Regions from separate parts of the Homo sapiens genome. Here region 2 is linked to region 1. A link is a loop called in an ENCODE intact Hi-C map of the cell type or tissue named here. Cell type or tissue: Caco-2. All regions are shown on one strand. Links, peaks and the distances in the headings refer to the core of each region. The heading gives the core; the rest is flanking DNA.

Region 1 (11,023 bases), core at 1,669-9,668:
TACAATGGTTGGGGTGACTTTGGTTAAAAAAAAAAAAAAAACCAACACAGGAATCCTTTTGCATGCAGATCACTATGGAAGCTTATCAAATTTGATAAAGAGACAGCCCATTTCTTTCCTGACCTAAAACAGAAAGGCCAATGATGTCAGATCCCAGGCTTTTAGGGCAGAGCCCAAGGCTGTGCGCTATGTAGTAATTAGTAGAAGCCACTAGTCAGTGCTTTGGACAATAATGACAGAAGTATGACTAAAGAAACTCGACAGTGATTTTCTTTGATCTGCTTTTAATGAGGATATATTTACTTTTCCAAAACATTCTTTAGAGAAAATTTGTGTTGACAACATTAATATTTTTAGAATTCACTCAAAAGCAACTGTTTTAATGCATTCATAACATTGAGTCTAAAATGGTTTATAAGAGTGTTTCTCAAACTTCAACCATAACCCATTGTGAGAAATACATTTTACACCATGATCTGTACACACAAGCCTCTGCATTTGTGTGTATATATAACTGATATGCATCAGTATACCTCCAGCAAGAAATACAGGCTATTTTCTCTTTTTTTAACTGTGTCATAATCTGCAGTTTAAAAAACATATGATTTTCAGCATTTAAATTCTATGACTTTTTGTACCCTGTTCATATTTTCTCTTCTGTATAATGCAAAAGCTGTTAAAAGTTAAATTTCTACAAGTACATGGCTAATGCCACATATCAAAAACTATACTTGATTACATAGTAGTGTTAGAATGCACACAAAGGTAGAGAAAGGGTGATTACCATCATCAAAAGGCAGGTATTAAAATCTTCTTTTGGTCCTTTGAGAACAAGGGCCTAAGGAACTAGGGACTTGACTAAAGAGAAGAACGGCCATCCATAAAAGTGAAATTCAGGATTCTTGACTTGAGCTTCAGGTAGTGTTAGTTGTACCGAGTTCCATCAAAATGTACTCGAGGGAGTTGGCTATTCCTTGACTTTCCCACAGTGCCTCTGCAGGAGGCTATGCCCAGAGCCTCTGTCCTGGGGAAAATCTCCTCAAATCCTGGATACTAATCCAAGAACAGTATGAAAGTACTGCAAAGTCCACAGTCTGTTTCTTTTAAATACAGAATTCAAGAGGCACAGGGATAATGATCTATTGAAAATGGTTCTCTTTTTTAACAGGTATGAAAAATAAGACTATATCACAGCTGAATTGTAACAGGAATGCTTCTCTGTCAAAACAAAAGTAAGTTCCCCTTTCAAATTTAACTCACAGCAAACAAAGATAAATCAAGTAACTTCAATTACTATTTTAAATGTTCCATGTTCTCATTTGAATGACTATTATGTTAATATGGTTTTAAAAAAGTTATATATGTCATTCAAATGCTGATATTAAACTGAAATCTAATGGTGTCTTTGGATAACGTCTAAATTGTTCGTTAAGATTAATATAATGCAATATGAAGACTATTTTGCTTGTAATTTGTTGAATAAGGTTAGAAATATTATAGGTTTCATTTGATCAAATTTTGTTTATGCATTTGTGAACTTTTAGATAGTCATTAGATGACTTTTCCACAGATTTACAGAAACAGTATGACTTTTTTCTTTTTTTTGGAGACAGAGTCTTGCTCTCTTGCCCAGGCTGGAGTGCAGTGGCATGATCTCGGTTCACTGCAACCTCCACCTCCAGGTTCAAGCAATTCTCCTGCCTCAGCCTCTTGTGTGGCTGGGATTACAGGTGCCTGCCACCGTGCCTGGCTAATTTTTGTATTTTTAGTAGAGACGGCGTTTCACCATGTTGGCCTGGCTGGTTTCGAACTCCTGACCTTGTGATCCATCTGCCTAGGCCTCCCAAAGTGCTGGGATTACAGGCGTGATTTTTAAGTGCTATAAATTTACAGTGATAATTTATTATATTGTTCCTAAGAAATAGACTATTTCAGCTTACAAATATCAAGGTATAAAGGATGATTTGGACAATTATAGAAATGTTTAGGCAGTTTGTAAATAGGTCCCCATGATAGCCCAATAAATTGTGTGCCCTGTCACTTGGCATGTAACATTTAGGATCATGTCCGCTGGTTTGCAGCATTACAGAAGAGGGGAGGGTAAAGAGAGAGAAGGGAGATGAAGGAAACTGCATGGCACGCTATTTTCTGCCAGGACCGCAGCTAGATCCATGACCTGCAACAGCCTGTATCATTTTTCCAGCAACCCTAGGATGTACACATAAGGGTTATTTACAGAAAAGGGAACCCAGGAACTGAGGTGTTAAGAAAACCTGGTGCATGGTCATATTGCTAGCTAGCAATAGAGCCAAGTTTGAAATCCGTGTTTGTCCCATTTTATCACATTGTCCCCTATGCCACAGTGTTTAGCATCCTATCTGGCCTGGGAGACAAGAAACGGCAAGAATAAGGAGCTTGGAATATTGTACATCAAAGTGAAGTTCTTTGTGAAACAAAATTTTATCCTCTCAAGAATTTTGAGTAGGAGTTACCAAAATCCTGTGGAAATTTCTTGCATTAAATGACATTTATGAAATACTTTAAAGGCTATTAAAAACATTTTCCCTACCCCACACCAAATCCCAAAAAAGGTACAGTGTCTAGATTTCCAAATTGGGAATTGTTCTCACTTTGAAAAACGTTTTTCTGAACTTTGTGTTAGGTCTTTAGAGAATGATCTATCACTGACGTTGAATTTGGATCAGAGACTCTCTCTGGGTTCAGATGACGAAGCAGATCTTGTCAAGGAACTTCAGAGCATGTGCTCCAGCAAGTCTGAGTCTGATATCAGCAAGGTGAGCAGTACAAATGGGGGGCATTGAATGGCTCTACTCAACAGCTGGGAGACTTTTGGGGGACCACAATTCCCTAAAAGAAATTCCTTATTGATAGTATGGTTAATGATCCAAATCAAACCATCCCTCACCTTGCTTAGAAAGGCCGTTTCTTCCTAAATATCATTTATACAATAAAGGAGCTCTACTTTGTGAAGCCTGCTTTTCCAAACTCCTCCAAGACCTGAAGTTAAAATTGTATGTTAATTGCATTAGTACAAGTCACATCAATTCATTTGGGCAGCTTTTCTTTTTTATTTTTGGAGATGGAGTTTCGCTCTTGTCGCCCAGACTGGAGTGCAGTGGCGGGATCTTGGCTCACTGCAAGCTCCGCCTCCCGGGTTCAAGCAGTTCTCCCTGCCTCAGCCTCCCAAGTAGCTGGGATTACAGGTGTGTCCCCCACAACGCCTGGCTAATTTTTGGACTTTTTAGTAGAGACAGGGTTTCGCCATGTTGGTCAGGCTGGTCTTGAACTCCTGACCTCAGGTGACCTGCCCGCCTCAGCCTCCCAAAATGCTGGGATTACAAGCGTGAGCCACTGTACCCAGCCTGGGCAGCTTTTTATATAAGCCTAAATTTGAGTTTCCTCAGATATTTTTCCTTTCCACATTCCTAACTTTGGCATATCAGTCATCTATCAGTAAGAAAATTATAACAAGCATCACAGCAGACTTATGTTATAGACCAAGCAACAACTTTCTTTGCAAATGAGAAAAAGAATTAGCTTGTATAATGCATATCATCATAATCTCTAAGCTGTGAAATTTGAGACCAAATATGGAAAACAGTGACCTGAAATCTCACAGAAAACATGGACAGCATCAAGTTCAACCTGTTTTGGCACTCTAGTATCTGCAGCAGGTTTCACCGAGCTGCCTTGATAGATGCCTTATGAGTGGCTGTAACGTTCAGCTTCCCCTGAGACACTCAACTGTATTATTTGAATCGTCATAATATCTACGACAAAGTAGAATTCACTCTTATTTAACTTTGTTGGAAACAAAGTATATATCCACTGGAAAAGTAAGGTAATGATTAAAATCTTGCAAATTTTATATCCTTTCTTTACTTGCAAAGTGCCTTTTTTTTCCCTAGAGAGTTCTTCTGGTCTTCTTTTGACGTTTTAAGTGGATTCTTTTTCCTTAGAGGATGTTTCTCATGCATTTGCTGTCAGTTTTACATTAAGACTTGAAGTCTTTCTTTCATGTGAACAGTTCAGGACTTGAGGGGCAGGGAAGAGGATAAGAGTAACACTTCTGCTGTGATTTCTCCACCATTTAGCTGTGCCTTGAGTATGCACAGTGTGACTGTGGAGACATGACCGGGCAAATTCTGTATTTTCTAGATTGCTGATTCCAGGGATGATTTAAGGATGTTTGATAGTTCTGGAAACAACCCTGTACTTTCAGCAACTATTAATAATCTGAGAATGCCAGTGTCACAAAAGGTAAGTGTCCCTTTCTCCCCAAAGTGAACAAAGGATGATTGCTGTGGAATTGACTTCACAAATCATCTTTCAGTGTGAATCACAGAGTTATTTTTTTAAACCAAAGCTAAGAACTGAGAAATAGGATAAAGGTAAAAGTGTTCATTAGGTTTTAGAAAGAGTACTTATAGAATATTTTGGAAAAAAATGACATAGGAAAGCATTACTTTTTTCCCTTCAATTTGATTCCAAAATTTTGGGTGTCTGTTGAGATCTCCATGTTTTTTTTTTTTTCATTTTATATGACAAAACTAGAAATATTGTAGTTCTGCCTTATCCTCAGGTGATGCCTGAAATCTAAGATAGTACCAAAGTTTATATACACTATATTCCTTCAATCCGATAACCTAGAGGGCTACTAAGTGGTCAGTGTGTGGGTAATGTAGACAGAATGAATAAGTTGATTCACATCCAGGGCAGAACAGAGTAGGATGGTGCAAGATTTCATCATGCTACTTAGAATGGCCTGCAAATTTATGAATTGTGTATTTCCAGATCACAGAAAACAAAATTGTGGATGCGGGGGTACTAAGGTAACAAAACTGTCATCTTGGTTGTTCCTAAGGTTTCCTGCATTTTAGAAAATTAGAGTTAATTATAACAAAACAAAGCACTGAGTGATAACATAAAGGTCTTATACATTGCAAAAAAAAAAAATCTCAATTTTATTTCATCCTGACTTTCCATAACATGCATTACATTTCAATGAGACTTTAAAAATAAGTCTGAATGGCAACTAGAAGAACCAGGATTCCAGTAGACTTCCTTAACCTTTTGAAATAGCTTCCATGACTACAGCACTGCACCATTATCAGTTGGTTAATAAATGGCAAGAGCTGGCACAGCATGGTATTCCTGGGTGAGCAGAAACAATGAGAAATGTCTCACTCATTAGTTGTGAGGATGCAGACTTCACAGAAGCACTTTGTAATATATGGTTTGTTCACCAAACCATGTTGATTGATTGTAAGCCACCTTGGGAGTAGATGAGAACGGCAAAGACCTGTGTGTGGGTGGGAAGGTGGGGCGCAGAGAGCAGGATTATAAAGTAAGCATGGTGAGACTATTAAGTTATTAAGCTTTATCTGATCACCTAGCGGCACTGGGCCCCACAGCCCCGCTCCCTCACTGCTTCATTAAGTTTTGATCCTGGCTATTACATGTGGAACTATGTGAGCTGCATGCATTGGGAGAGCAGGTATGGGAGTGGGAATTTACACGGCTGGGGGCTCTAATACAAAATATTTAACATGATGTCCTGTGAAGAAAAGCATGGCTTTCAAGCTCACTCTATCATAATGTCTGCCTTTTTTTGTTCAACTGGGAACAATTTAGAAGCCCAGCAAAATTTGGAGGATGACCTAAGAAGGTGACCTGGAGTCAGCACTGAGCCTTCTGGTTGGAAAACAGTCTAGGGCCCATCCCTTTGCTATCTTTAAAGCCTCAACTCACTCCCCCTGTATTTATTGGCTTGCTCTGAGCTGTGCTTGACTGGACGCCAGTCTCTAGGACCCAAGAATTTAGGATTCCTTGTGGAACATCGTCAGTGGAAGGGGCCAGGAGGATCTTAGCAAGAGGAACAGTGAACCACCTTCCCCATAAGCCCAAATCACTTTCTTGTGTAAAAATAGAGAATGGCTGCTGCTTAAATGTCTAATAAAGAAACAAACATTGTCATACCCCTATTTCTCTGTCACATGACCATATTGAGTTGCTACAATAAGGTACTGTCCACAAAAAAAAAGTAGTACTGAAAGTCAAAGTTCTGGGCAGCTTTGTTTAAGATATTTTTTAAAGCGAGTCCTTTTATACTATCTGGGCTCTTATACAAAGAAAAAAAAACTATGTTATTGTTTAAATGTGCAATTTGATGTGGGAATTAGGACCGCTGCCTCCTAGTCTTCTCTCCCTTTGCCCACTGAAGACACTTATTTGGAGGGACTCTTCCCCAAGAGCTAGATGATGTTTTTCTCAGAAAGTGCCAGCAGAGGGCAAAGTGGTACTTACTGTTGGCAGCCTTCTGAAACCTTGACTGGCTGATGCCTTTTCTCTTCTCCTACTCAGCTGGTATTTCTGGGTTAGATGCCCAGTTTCTTCTGTTATCAGGAAGTATCTCCATTTAGAGGTAAGAGTTTCCTGGGTTAGTTGAAATCACTTTCTCCTTCATGGCCAGAAGGCTGGCAATGCCTCCATTGAAGAGGGGCCCTGCAACCATCATTATCTGTTGGAAAACAAAAATGAGTAAGTTATCTTTATTATTTGCAACAATATAACTCCTCACTGCTCTAACAGTAAGGGAGAGTAATTGGGTTTACTAATCAAGTGGCATTTAGCAGGCCTTCTGAATTAAAAACAAATATACATATTTAAATCAACAGGAAGAACAAATGTTAATAAATGTTTTCCTTTTATGTAAATCCAAACTAATCCTCTGAAAGGACAAGTTCACATCTTTGGTTGCATGATGAAATCCACTTGAGGCTTCTTTTTTTTTTTTTTTTTTAACTTCAGGGCCTGGACTCTAGTCTGAGGGGAAGCCTGGACAATGGGTTTTTTAAAGGTCCCTGGTGATTCTTACATGCATCCAGGGTTGAGACCCACTGTTCTAAAACATAGCCCTGATCTGTCATCTTCATTTTCCACCCATTTCTTTCTTTCCAAATATATCTTTAGAGGGATTGAGATGCCTTCATGTAGCTTTTCACATGTTCCTTTTTTACATGTAATTTACTACTTCCCTCTGTACTCCTCCCCATAGAACCTTCTCTCGTCACAGTCCTGTGCCTCTTTAAAGACTCACCCCCAATGCCACCTTCCCTACATGTTGTTCTTTTCCTCCTGCCCCTAACTTTCCCATCTAGAGGAATTACAATATCTTCTTAGCTTCTAGTAGATGCTGTGTATTGAATGAATTGCTCTGATTTACCAATTCTTTAAGGCTAAATAAAACTTACTTTAGGTCAGTGCCTTTCTACACAAATTAGTTTTTGAGTTTAACATGCACAGCAATATGGATAGTAAACGTTATACATTTAATACAGATAATTCGGGGGTTTTAGCCCAGGAAGCATTAAACACCTGTAACTCTCCTGCTCCTAAACTCCGCTGCCCCCTAGGCTTGACTTCCAGGGTGTCAGGAGCACTTTTCAGGCAGGATGCTGTGCATTGGTCACCTGCTCTATTCTTGCACTCCTGGCCTTGAATTGCTGTGGCTCACGCTAAGCCCAAGTGATTCTCCATGTTCTCATCCTAACTCCTTCCATTCTAGCCTCACACTTCCAGGGACTGACCAAACTACATGTTTTTAGTTGTTCTGGGTACTTCTCAGTACTTTATTTCATGTGGATATTTCCTGCCTCAGACCATGAAGGTACACTCCCCTCACCATCATGTTGCAGGTACAGAAACAGACTAGAACAGTGTATGTCTCCTTTCCTTCCTCTGGGCCATGGCATTAATTAACTCTGTAGATTTGACAATAATGGCAAAATTAAACAACTCCCCTCACCACCAGATTCTGTATAGCAACTAACTGTTATCCTTATTATAATGCCATATTTCATGTTTTCTGAATACTACGTATGTGTTGCATTTGCTGGTGTTTTAAACCAAATTACAAGTTCTAATTGGCCTTAGTAGGCCCATGACCAAGTCCCATTTTGCGGACTTAACAGTAATTTCTTGTTAGGAAAAATGAGATTGGATCCTGGTACCTGCACTGTTTTTACAGTTGTGACTATCACCATCCAACTCATGACAAGCAATGTAACTTCTCATTTTCTTTCTGGTAACTTGACAGCATAAGCATCTTTACAAAACAAAAGCAGAACATACTAAGCAGATTCGCCCTTAACATACCATCAAGTACACATGGAGGTGACGAGGATGGACTAGGATGTGTTCCCTCACCAGATGTAGCTCAGCCTTTTTCCAGGCTTCCTCGGACGTAGTTAAAACCGAGCCCATCTGTTTTTTGTTTTATCAGGAAGCTCTTGCCTTTCTAAGCTAGCTTCTTGCAGTCTAGACTTCTCTTTCCTTTCCCTGTAAATGCAGGTGGCCTGGACCCCAGATTTGTCCCCTCTTTATTCTCCATTACATATTTGTTGTTTCAGTGTTTTTATATTTTCCCAAACCACTAGCCAAGTATATATTAGAGTTACATTGCTGTTCCACTTAAGATTAGCTGAGTCTGAAAATCTGACCCCAAGAGATTTCACTTTGGTGATTTAGGGGTAGTTTAATGAACATGTTGTGTTGGGCTTTAAAGAATTAGGACTTTAACAGGGAAGTAAAGGAAAAATAGGATTTAAAGGGGATTGGAGCCAAACTTTAAAAGAACTTTAGTGACATGCCAGTTAGTGAGGACTTATCCTTTACCTTCCTATTCACACAAACACAGCCATAATTCTCTGCCCATTTTGTGGGTAACATTGGATTAGGTTGGTGAGGAGAGAGAGAAAGGCAGCTGCTAAAGATAACTGAGGATTTCCTGCTAAATTCACTGGGAGAGCAGCATTAGCCAGTAATGAGCCAAGCGGAAAGGCTTTAGAAATTAGTATTGAAGAAATGCAATAAATACAGTTTTAGAAAGAATTTGAAGTGTGGCTAGACATATAGGTGAATTAGTGGGGTGGAAATGCAGGAGATAAATGAGGGCTAAAGAAAGAACTTTGGGAAATACTTAGAGCTTGAAATACTCTGAAGGGAAAGATTATCAATGTGTGACTTATAGAGGGCTAAGAAAAATGCTACCATTTAGGACAGCAGTCCCCAGCCATTTTGGCACTGGAGACTGGTTTCGTGGAAGACAATTTTTCCACGGACCTGGGTAGTTTCCGGATGAAACTGTTCCATCTCAGATCTTTAGGCATTAGATTCTCGCAAGGACTGGGCAACCTAGACCCCTCACTTGCACAATTCACAAGAGGGTTTGTACTACTATGAGAATCTAATGCTGCTGATCTGACAGGAGGCGGAGCTCAGGTGGTAATACTGGCTCGCCCCCGCTCACGTCCTGCTGTGCTGCCCAGTTATTAATAGGCCATGGACTGGTCCACAGCCTGTGGCTTGGGGACCCTTGATTTAATTGCTCAATGGAGAAAAAGGATAGTGAGGAGTTAAGCTAGGCGTTCTTTGGCCGCAAGATTTTTTAAAATCGTATGTCCATGCCACACCCCAGAACTATTAAATATGAATCTCTGGTAATAGGGCCCAGCCAATGACTATTAAAGCTCCCCCAGGTGATTCCAATGTCATATAAGACGATACCCAGGAGAATGCAACTGCCGCAACTGCCAGATGAAGCCAGATTTTTCCTGTTAAATTTTAGTTTTGTTTTAAATTCTTGTAATGGTTATATTGCTGTTGGGTGCATTATTACTTTTGAAGAGGAGAAGTTATCAAGGTCAACTCCTTCAGAGGCATTCAGAGTAGGTCACTTAGTAGGAGTCATGTCATGTTTGTTAGTTTGCAGAATTTAATGCAATATAGGGAAAATACCTTGAGTGAAAGTTGGGAGACCTGAGGTCTTGTCCCAGCTTCACCACTCCGTTCACTGTGGGCAAATCATCTTACCTATCCAGCTCTCAGATTCTTCATGGGCAAAATGAGAGACATTGACCAGGTAATCACAGGATTTCTGAAACATTAGAGAAATGAGAACATGCAGCTTCCAAGTATGGAAGATCTTGAGTGGCCTAACCATAGATGAATGTAGGTTCTGCTAGGGAAGGAATGTTTCTCTTATGTTTTCTCCTATATGCCCCCAGATTATTTGATTATTGAGTAATAGTTCACTTTTAAGACTTGAAAGTAGAAAGCAGAAAAGTTAGGTGATTTACCCAAGGTGACATAGTTTGTAGAGCTACCTACAAATGGGACTACTCCAATTTGGTGATTTCCTCATGCCTGTAATTTTGTGAAGTTTCTGTTGGTAAGGAGATCGACGCCTTAGCACTTGATTCACTGACTCCTGTATTTAGGAATTTTGTAACAGCAGATGGATTAATGAAAATCATGCAGTAAGTCTATAGGAAATTAATTACTCAGCTTCTCCTCTCCATTTTCTTTTGATTTTTCACGAGAACCTATAGTTTTAGAGAGAAACTCCTGTACATTTGCTCAAAGAGGAGGCAGGGGTAGGGCTCATAACAGGAGAAGTTTGTGATAAACTTGTGTGGTTTCTTGTCTCTTACAGGAGGTCAGTCCTCTCAGCAGCCATCAAACTACTGAATGCAGCAACAGTAAATCAAAGACTGAGTTGGGTGTTTCAAGAGTTAAATCTTTTCTTCCTGTTCCTAGAAGTAAAGTCACCCAGTGTTCCCAGAACACCAAAAGAAGCAGCAGCAGCAGTAATACAAGGCAAATAGAAATCAACAACAACTCAAAAGAAGTGAATTGGAACTTACACAAAAATGAACACCTAGAAAAACCTAACAAATAGGCCTGCCTACAATATTCTCATTATTAACTTCCTCTATTTCACACAGAAACCAAGGACAACAAGATACAAATACCTTTAAATTGATAAAATGTTTTCACTGTAATATAAATTATGAGTGCGGGACCACTATTCAATTTTTTTTTGTAAAGAATGTATTTATAACCAACATTTTGTTGCTTTTTTTTTTAATTCTGTAGGATTGAACTTCAATACCAGGAAGTTATGCCAACTTTTCAAGTAGTTTTATAATAGAAAAATTGT
Region 2 (9,744 bases), core at 207-8,206, 240 kb after region 1:
TTATTAGATAGCTATTTTGAACCACCATACCTATTCTGATATATAAATTCAGGTGTATTTGTTTGTTTTAAAATCTCTCATTACTTTGTGTTTAATAATTACAAAAGTATCTCAAATTATCTTACTGTTAAACTCGAGACTTAGACTATGTGATTCTTTGCTGAATTTCCACCTTAGATCCTAACAATATTTTACTCTTTGGTCTTACTTGAGACTAACTGCAGAGTTTACAGGAGACCCCACATCCCTTGTAAGAAATCAGTGGCACTGTATACTTGGATTCTGTGGGGTTCCCACAGTTCCTCAGTATAGACCTAGACATAGCACAGATATCACGACGAAAATTCAAGTTATGTCATGTGACACACGGTTTGATATACACTCTTACAACTAAACGAAATATGAAAAATTCAGGGCATGAGAGAAGAGACAGAGAGGAACAAACTGAATAACTACCTTAAAAGTTGTGAGAAAATGTAAATTTAAAAAATTTTCCCAAATTAAATAGCACAATCTCTGTTGGTGACCATTTATAAATCAATCCCACTTGTATATGAATTATAAATTATATGCTAATATATCACTTCTAGTTTAAAAATAGCTTCCTATTTCATAAATGTTATTTTCATAAAAGTTTCAATTTAATGTACTTGTTTGCTCTGATAGTCATGAACTACCTGAATTTTTCATGGTGAAATTCTCTCTTAGATTATGTTTATTTTATATATATATATGGATTATGATAGTTCAGATGTTCTTCAAATTTTATACTTGATGTGAAATCCACACAAAATTAAGAAAGTAAGAAATAACTTAGATTTTTTTTCCAAACTTTTTGGTTTTCCAATGACAAAACCTAGACATATAAAGAGATATTCAATACAATCTATAACTCATACCATAATAATTTTACTCTTTTATGACTCTCAAACTGAAGGGATCCTATTCAGAAAGTTAAATTCTAAGGCATTTAACAACATACAATAGAAACATGTGACGTGTTTCCTGTATATCTGGTAAGGCCATGTGAAACACAATTTTTCATAAATTAAATTCTCATACAGGCCCACTCATTGCATATCCAGATTGAGAGTCACAAAATTATACTCAAAGATGAATTGAGCATCTTATATTAACAAGGTGCATGTACTGTGATGAATGTGAAAATATGGTAATCCATAATAATAGCAGTTAACATTAGGCTAACTTTTCACATTCATTTTCTCAAGGGATTAACCCCTATGACAGTCTCCAAATTTTAAAGGTCAAGTCACACACAGAGATGTTAAGGGACCTGCCTCAGGCAACAGAGCTACTAAACAGTAGATGTAGGATCTGAATCAAAATAATCTGACTCCAAAGCCTACCACTTTGAAAACTAAGCAATACTGCCTAACTTAATGCAGAAAATATGTTTTTTACACTTTTAGAATTGCAGTCCAGAAGGCCAGAAGGAAGTTTGTAATCATTGGTATTTTAGGTGATTGTCAGTTCCTATAAATAGTAGGAACTTAACTTTTAAAAACATACCTATTCTTAAAGCACCTTATGAAATATTTTGGAGAACAGAAATGAGTATGCTCTTAACACACTTAGCAGCCTTTGTAATACATTTTCTTTGCAAACCAGCCTGATAGCATTTTTTAACCTATATTAAATGTGTCAGGTGATTTGTAAAAAGAAAATTATATAAAAACCCACTTTGACAGATCAATAGTAAGCTATTTTAAAGTTCATTAGTATTTAGAACTATCCATGAAATATTCATTCTTCTGAAAACTGCATTTTTAGACTGGTTGGCATTTAGGTTCCTCAAAGTTCTCTGCTAAAAAAAGTCTATAATTTATGCCAATTAACATTTTGACTTTATAAGGACTAGGAAAACAGATCAATAGATAAGCCGATTTTATAGGTGGAGTAACAAAAGGTGGATAACATCAACACAAAAAGATAATTCCAAAGAGTAAAGTCCTTCTCTCTCATCCACAGGGAGGAGCTCTCCTTCAAGGGCCAACAGTCTCTCCTTAGCACCGGAGTTCCAGGATTAACTGCACATGCAGAGAACTAAACATAAGAGAGATGTGAAAGCTAAATTCCTTCCCCCCTACACACATATATGAGCTATTTATAACATATTTGACTTTTTTGATACCTCAGTATGCTTATTCATTGGGTAATTATGTGTCAAGTAATGTCCCAAGAGAGAGCAGTACCTATTCATTCATTCACACCAGTATAATAACAGGAACAAAGTAGATGCAATATCCAAAGAACACTTCAAATATGAAGTGCTACATCTAACAACACTTTGCCTAAGATTCCGAACTTAGATGCTATTTTAAAAAATCTCATTAAAGTTTGCAAGCTTCTGTGGCTCATCACATTAGGCTATGAATACAATTTATTAAATGTCAGTTGGATATAACTTCGGTATCTATTCCTATGGCTTTTAAAATTTATAGCTTGTGAAGTAACTTTTTTCAAAATAAATATTTCAACAAATTTGCTTTCAATTTTTGAAGAATCATTTACCTGTGACAAATACTAGATATATCCAGTCTCATAACAATAAATACTTTAAGCATATATTTTCTACCTACCCCAAAATTTTTGTTGGCTGAATTCAGTCAAGAAATGTTTTCTGAGCACTTACTATATGCAGGCATGGCACCTGTATGTGCCAAGAAGACAATCAAGTGTCCAAGGCATGAAGGGGGAAAACCAATAAACCATACTTAGGTACTTATTAACAAGTATTTTTAGTTTCTTAGAAAAATGAAATAAAACAAGTGCATAGTAGCGTACTTGAGTCTTGAGATTCTAACTTTTCAGTTGCAAGTAGATGTGGCTCTCTATTCAATCAGCTTCAGTTCATTCTTCCATCTCTTCTTAATGCTTTCTGTTTTATTCTACAATACCCACATTTTCTTTCAAAACAATGAATGATAGCGCATCTTTTTAAAAACTGCTTATTCCTTTACCCCAAACCCAACCCATACACACGCCCTCCTCTTTCGTGGGCACGTGTCTTTCCGAAGCTCGGTTGGCCACCTTCTCACCTGAAAAAAAGTTTGGAGACAACGCTGGCCTTTTCCAGAGGCGACCTCTGCATGGTCTCTCGGGCGCTGGGGTCCCTGCTAGGGCCGTCTGGGCTCAAGCTCCTAATGCCAAAGACCTACTACTCTGGGTGCCTGCCGCTCAACCCTTTTTCTCTGACCTGCTGTGATGTCATTTGCTTCCAATTCCCCCCACCCACCCCTACTCCGCACACCACCCCTTCCTTTTGCTCTTTCCCCCGCCTTCACTGCCCAGGTTAAAAGCCGAGTGCTGCCTGGTCCGGCCCCAAATTTGCTCTAGCGGCTTTCTCCACCCACTACGCACCCCCGCCAGCACCCCTCCCGCTCCTTCCTCCTCTCCTCCTTCGCTCCCTCGCCGCCCCGCACCTCCCTTTCCCGATTCTGACTCCCAGCCTCCCTCCCTCGCGCGCGCTCCTTCCAGGTCCGTGTCCTTACCGCCCAGCACCAGGCCCATCCCGCAGGTGGGCGACAGTCGCGGCCTCTCTTTAGGTCCAGTTGGCAACGCTGGAGGACAGAAGAAGCCACCGGCGGGAGAACCGGCTCCCCGGAGAGCTTCCTAGACCCTCCTTCGCGTCAGGGTCCGCCAGACCCAGGACCCGCTGCCACCAGCTTCCCCGGAGCCTGCCTTCCTCCTCCTCCTCCTTTTCCCGATGATCCTAGTCGGGTTCCTGTTACGTTTGCAAGGTGCATTTTGAAAAGGGAAGGAAAATGTGCCTTTCGTATATCAAAATACAGCCTTAGAGAGCCGAAAAGTTCCGCGGCAGTGTGGGTCTGATGCATTTACCTTAGCGCTTCCTTTGCGTGTCGGAGAAAAGAACCAAGCTTTATTAGTTTCAGGTTTAGGTGAGTGAACTCCAAGGGTGGCACAGAAATCTTAGGACACGTACTGAAAGAGAAAAAAAAATCTGCAAGGAGGTAAGAGGAGATAATGCTTTGCGTAATTACCGGCCCAGGATGTGTTCCTTGTCTATCCTTTTTAGCCCAGTGCGCATTTTTAAGGAAGGCTTTGGAGTGTTTTAGCGATAATGACAAGGAACAATGTAAACTAACCCGCCCTCCTATAGATTTCCTAGTCTCAGTCAGCAAAACATCTTGACTAATCCACCGAAAGGAAGCCAAGCAGTCTTTGAAGCGAAGGTAATGTGTTAACTTTGACCTGACTCAGAGAAACGCCATCTTCAACTCTCTGAGGGGCATCTGGGCATTCCCAGGCGTAGGCGCCTTCCTTCTGAGAATTTTGTGTAGGATTGCCTGTGTCTCTGACGGTTTTTAAAGAGCCAACCCTCTAATCCCTGAACCCTACTGTGTAAAAGCAAGCATACATTGTGTTTGAATTGAAAAATTCAAAGGAAAGTAAAAATTTTGGCCTGATTACTTTATTGCCGACACATCTAAGGCAAGGGTCTTGTGAATTATCTTGTTGTTGACTTGTGGTCACCCAAATACAGTACAAATAAAATGTGCATTTCATGATGGAAAGACAAGAACCTGTGTTGAAAATAAAGAATGTGTTCAGCAGGTTTTCATAGCTCTGCTTTGCCCTTCCGTGGGCAAAAGCATACCTTTTTTTCTTGATATTGTAAAGTAAGATTTAGAAACATTTAATCTTTATTATCCTAAATTTGAATAGTAGAGAAAAGAGCAAAGAGATAAACCACATTGCATTAAGTTAGACACCAGGAAAGAATTTCAGCATTTTTAACTCACCATCCACTCTGTTGTTTGAAATCCTCTACCTGTGTTTTCATCTCTCCATTATGACAAAAAATTGTGAGACTCTGTCTTCACTATTGACTTTTCCCAGACATGTGATTGAACTCACCACATCCACTTCCCCATTCCCAATCTGTTGTTTGGTTTATAACTGTTAGTGTGGCCCATCAAATATAATACATGCATTTTGAAATAAATTAATAATTAGTTCTTCTTTGTTATCAACAAGCAAGTGAAAATAAAGGGATTAAGAATTAAGCTCCAAAGAGGATCATAGAAGCTGACCAAGGAATATGGCTGGAGGAGACTCCAAATATTTTTCAGCCAATCTCCTTCTGGAAAGAGTGAAACAGTTACTTGAGTTCTTACTATTTGCCAGACATTATTCATATAACCCTTATAACAACCATGTAAATAGGTGTTATTATCTTCAGTTTTCAGTTAAGCAAACAAGAAAAGTTAAGTAAATGCCTATAATGATAGAGCTAAGATTCAAACCTGAGTCTAGTTCTAAACCATTACTCCTATCACTGTGTAATACTGCTTCTAATCAAATCATCCCTCATGTATTTATATAATGTCACTTATATATCAACATAGTCTTTTTCCTCACATTAGTTTCATGAAATAATAACTTCTAGACCTGTTTAACAATGAAACAGGAAAGCAGAAATCTACAAACCAAGTAGCCAAACTAAGTAGCCACTGGAGTTACATACTTTTAATGAATTACATTTAACTATAACATTGCATTTTAAGCATGTACACACACATGTACATAGGAAGACCACAGATTTTTATCATAAAACATTACAGCCCAAATTTGTTTTGGTAGAAATAAAACTTTACCATTATTCAGAGCTTTAACACAGTTAGCAAGCATGTCCAGATGCACTAATTGCGACATGATATTCAGGATTTGCATCTAGGTACATACATAATGTGGGAATGAGGACTTATCCACCAGAAAATTGTTCAAATGTGGCTTAAGGTCATGATTGAAATCCTAAACGTATCTCTGAAATGTCAGGAACAGGAAAGAGATTAATGGGCCAGGGTGATAGTAGGTGAAACAGTGAAGCTCTTCTTTCATGCTGCTCAATGATAGCTCATATCATTTTATAACAATTTTATAATACCTTATGGTTGTTGGTCACTTACCATATATGCCAATTATTATGACAAATACACAGCCTAATTTGCCTTTTTTAATCTTTACAACACCTTCATGGGACAGGAAACTTCTTCATTCACTATATATTACAGATAATGAACCTGAGGAAAAACAAGTTTCATGTTTTCCCAAGCAAGTTGCACAATTAATAATAAAAGAGGAAACTGGGATTTAAACCTAAACAATCTGTGGCCAGAGCCCAAGCATTTAATGACTGACTACACATACTTCACATACTTCCCCTATAGAATTTCCTAATGCAAGAACTGACCTTAAATATAGAAGATTGGGTGGCCATTTCTGTGGCATCATTTTAAAGGTATATTAAAAAGAAGAGCGAGGATGAGTAGGAGAAAAGGAAGCCAACATTTATTTAATACCTACTTTGTGTTCAGCAATGTGCTGGGTGCTTCTTACAAATGATCTCAATATATGAAAGATTATAAGTGATAACCTTCTCGTCAAAGATTAGTCACCCTGCCAGGTTTCACCATTAGAAATCATGAGAGTGAACTTTCACAATACTTTACTTATCCATCATGTTCAACTTAATTTGAGAGTGTTTCTCAGATTCTCTCCTGAGTAGACTTTAATAGTGATAAGTGGGTAGCAATCACAAGTACACTAAAACCTGAAAATGTGGAAGAAGAAAAGAAATAGTCACTCCTATCGGGAAGAAAAGCTCGTTAAAAAAAGACAAGGTCTCTTCAGCTTCATATATGTAGTCTGGTTGTGCTTATAAGTTTATCTAAGCTAGAAGGGTAAGAACAGCCACAGCTCTTCAACAGTGGGCCACAGTGATTACCTAGGATGTAAACACACATTACAGTCTTACAAAGATGTTTCAGGACTTGAAAGAGGTGTCCTGGGACATGACTAGGCCAGATTCTAGTTTACTTTTACTGCTTCCAAAATAATGTTTGGTCTGACAATTCTGTTTATAAACACACACGCACACCAACTTCTATTTACATACATTCATAACCCCTCTTCCCTACAACCTCCTTGGAGGCACGAATTGCATCTTATGTTTTCCTTTGAATTCACCCCTTATTTTGTAATACAGTATATACACTCAAACAACCGTTTTCTCTTGGGGTTACTGACCTAATAATTGAATGTCATTCTAAAGGGGATATTTGAAGATGCTCAAAAGATGAATGTTTACTATTAATTTTTCACCAAGCAAGAGCTTGGGTGCTAAAGCAGATGTACAGAATAAGGCAGTATCTCCATCCTTCAAAATTTAGAATCCACTGATGGACATCAACATTCTCTGAACATGACAGAGTATAGTGGAAATAGCTTGTGCTAAAGCAATAAAGAACTAGGTTTTCAATCCTGGCACCACACTTAGCTCTGTGACCTTAAGTAAGCTACTTAACTTTTCTGTCTTTTGTTTCCTTGCCTGAAAATGAGGTTAAATACACTCACCTTGGTCAGGTGCCATGGCTCATGCCTGTAATCCCAGAACTTTGAGAAGCTGAGGCAGGAGGATTGCTTGAGCTCAGGAGTTTGAGATCAGCCTGGGCAACACAGTAAGACCTTGTCTCTACAAAAAAATAAAAAAAATAGCCAGGTGTGGTGGTGCATGCTTCTGATCTCAGCTACTTGGGAGGCTGAGGCAGGTGGATGGCTTGAGCCTGGGAGATCGAGGCTGCAGTGAGCTGTGATCATGCCACTGCACTCCAGTTTAGGTGACAGAGTAAGACCTTATCTCAAAAAAAAAAAAAAAATCACCTCATAGGATTGTTGAACAGATTAAGTTAGGGTCTCTCTACCTCAGTACTACTGACATTTGGGTGTGGATAATTCTTTGATGTGGGGGTTGCCCTTGTACTGTGGAATGTTCAGCAGTATCTCTAGCTTCTATTCACTGGATGCTCGTAGGACCACATACATCCTAGGTTGTGACAGATAGATCTGGAGATCCAGGACTATCTCCAGAGATTGCCAAATATGTTGGGGAGAGAGGTACAAAGTTGTCCCCAGTTAAGAACCACTGGATGAAATAAATTAAATGTGATACATATATCAGACGTAAAGCACTTAGAACCCAATAAACACTTAATAAATATTAGAAATTATCATTACATACCACTGGTTATAAATTAGAAATTTGTATAGGATTGCAAAATGGAATGCTACAGAAAACTGAACTCTCTAAAAGCTATCAGAATTCTCAGGAACATTGGAATTTCTCATTCCTTAAGAAATTTTTGGTATTTGAACTAAATGTAAAGGGGTAAATCAAGTACTCTTGCAATTGTAAAATCATTTTTATTTAGAGGCAAACTTCTATTTTTCTATGGTGAAAATGTCCCTTTGCATTGAAATAACATTTTAAAGCTCTGTTGTTTGGTTGCTCTAATTTTCAGCTCATCAACAGTGGTGTATTTGTAACTGTGTCCAGATGGAATTTGGCACCCTGATGGGTCTTCCGTAGCTTAAAGGTAGTTTCTCATTAAGGAAGTCTTAAAGATCTTCAAGCTGTACAAAACGGGAGCTTATTAATGCTGCTAATGAACTGAAATAATTATGAACAACATCAAAAATATCACTTTGTCATAAATGTAAAAGCTACCAAATCCTGTAAGATTTTCTAAAGCTACCATTCATGAAATGTTTTATGGTTTTTATGGGTTCTCTTCTCATTTTCCTGCTGAAGCTTTTCTAGAAACAAGGGAATTCATAACACAGATTAAATTTTCATTGGTGATATCATGCTAAAGGCCAGATGCCACCTATAGAATTAGATATTATAAATTTGAATTCTAAAAAGAAAAGTAGTGATCTTTTTTCTGAGATGAGTTCTGTGGTAATTTACATGCTACATAGAAGAGTTATATTTAGAAAGGCAGGGGTGCACAGTAAGTAGAACAGTGAATTATTTATTTATAACTGTTTCCCTCTAAATAGATAATTAGTAATCAAAACAGTAAAACAGGGCATTTGAAATAATAAGAGAGACATGATAGAAAAATTTTATTGCACATGGGCACTAACAGCAATTCTGAAAGTCTTGGCTGTCAAAGCCCAGTCCATTGTATTATTCTCATAATCTGATATCTGAGAAAAGGCAATATGTAAGTTCACCTGGAAAGAAAAACCATCTTCCCTCCACCCCATTCATGGAAGAGTTTGCTGTTTAGAGACTTATATCACTGAGTGGTATCATGGACAGTATTTTCAGCTATAATTTTCTCAAAAACATTTATTTTATGGTCATTTCTTATACCAGTCTATGATCAAAAACCAAGGACGGGACATGAAGTCACTTAAAGAAGGCTTGTTGACCTGGAAAACTAAAATTCAAGAATTCACAGGTTTAGGGACTCCTTTCTGATTTGCTTTAACTTCCACTATATAGAAAGAGTCTATGAAATCTCATTGTTTTAGGGTCATTTATTGATCTTCAAGTTCAATGTGATTGGTGAAACTACAGTGATTAATCTGTATGGTCAAAAGGACAGCCAATTCCCAGTTCAGTGACTATGGCTCACTGGCCTCCACAGCCTGCATCCTTGTGTCTGAGACAGTGACTGGCATCTCCTCGCTTCAAAGGCTGTTGAGAGGCAACACTGATGAAGTGATGGCAAAATACTTTGGAACTCTTATTTACATGTGCAAAAATTATATTTAAAGACATGTATGAAAATTGCCTAAGTACTTTCTAGAACAAAGTATATCATGCTAATGAAGCAAAATCAAATTGATAAATTTGTATCATGTTTTTCACCCAAAAAAATTAACTTACAAAGTTTTACCTAAAAATATAAT

The links. Hi-C counts contacts between places; a loop is a spot of excess contacts. Peaks named below come from ENCODE experiments on the same cell type or tissue, not always from the same donor. Only the 100,000 strongest peaks of a DNase experiment are listed, where the experiment ranks them.
Region 2: a loop joins it to region 1, with 3 times the contacts of the local background. A loop is called at or near these places in 12 of 110 quality-filtered maps.

Annotation. Positions count from the first base shown.
Region 1 is chr7:117,711,276-117,722,298 of GRCh38, reverse strand. It overlaps CTTNBP2 (cortactin binding protein 2), which reads left to right. Exons shown (of 23, transcript NM_033427.3): 20 at 1,169-1,232; 21 at 2,663-2,795; 22 at 4,180-4,281; 23 at 10,517-11,023. The coding sequence ends at 10,762. LOC105375469 (a long non-coding RNA gene) reads right to left here and starts at 6,416. Exons shown (of 3, transcript XR_927902.3): 1 at 6,328-6,416. RefSeq lists a silencer at 8,092-8,617. In Caco-2, for the core only: a CTCF peak has its summit at 6,325 (motif pointing right); a DNase peak (open chromatin) is centred at 6,318.
Region 2 is chr7:117,473,463-117,483,206 of GRCh38, reverse strand. It overlaps CFTR (CF transmembrane conductance regulator), which reads right to left and starts at 3,182. Exons shown (of 27, transcript NM_000492.4): 1 at 3,060-3,182. The coding sequence starts at 3,112. LOC105375468 (a long non-coding RNA gene) reads right to left here. Exons shown (of 3, transcript XR_927901.2): 3 at 7,478-7,516. RefSeq lists cis regulatory regions at 3,120, 3,364-3,371, 3,522, 3,924, 3,999, enhancers at 3,215-3,241, 5,961-6,983, promoters at 3,160-3,285, 3,113-3,745, 3,147-3,933, 3,146-4,897, 3,146-5,109 and silencers at 3,489-5,431, 8,602-9,241. In Caco-2, for the core only: a CTCF peak has its summit at 2,037; a DNase peak (open chromatin) is centred at 3,316; H3K4me3 peaks cover 4,373 bases.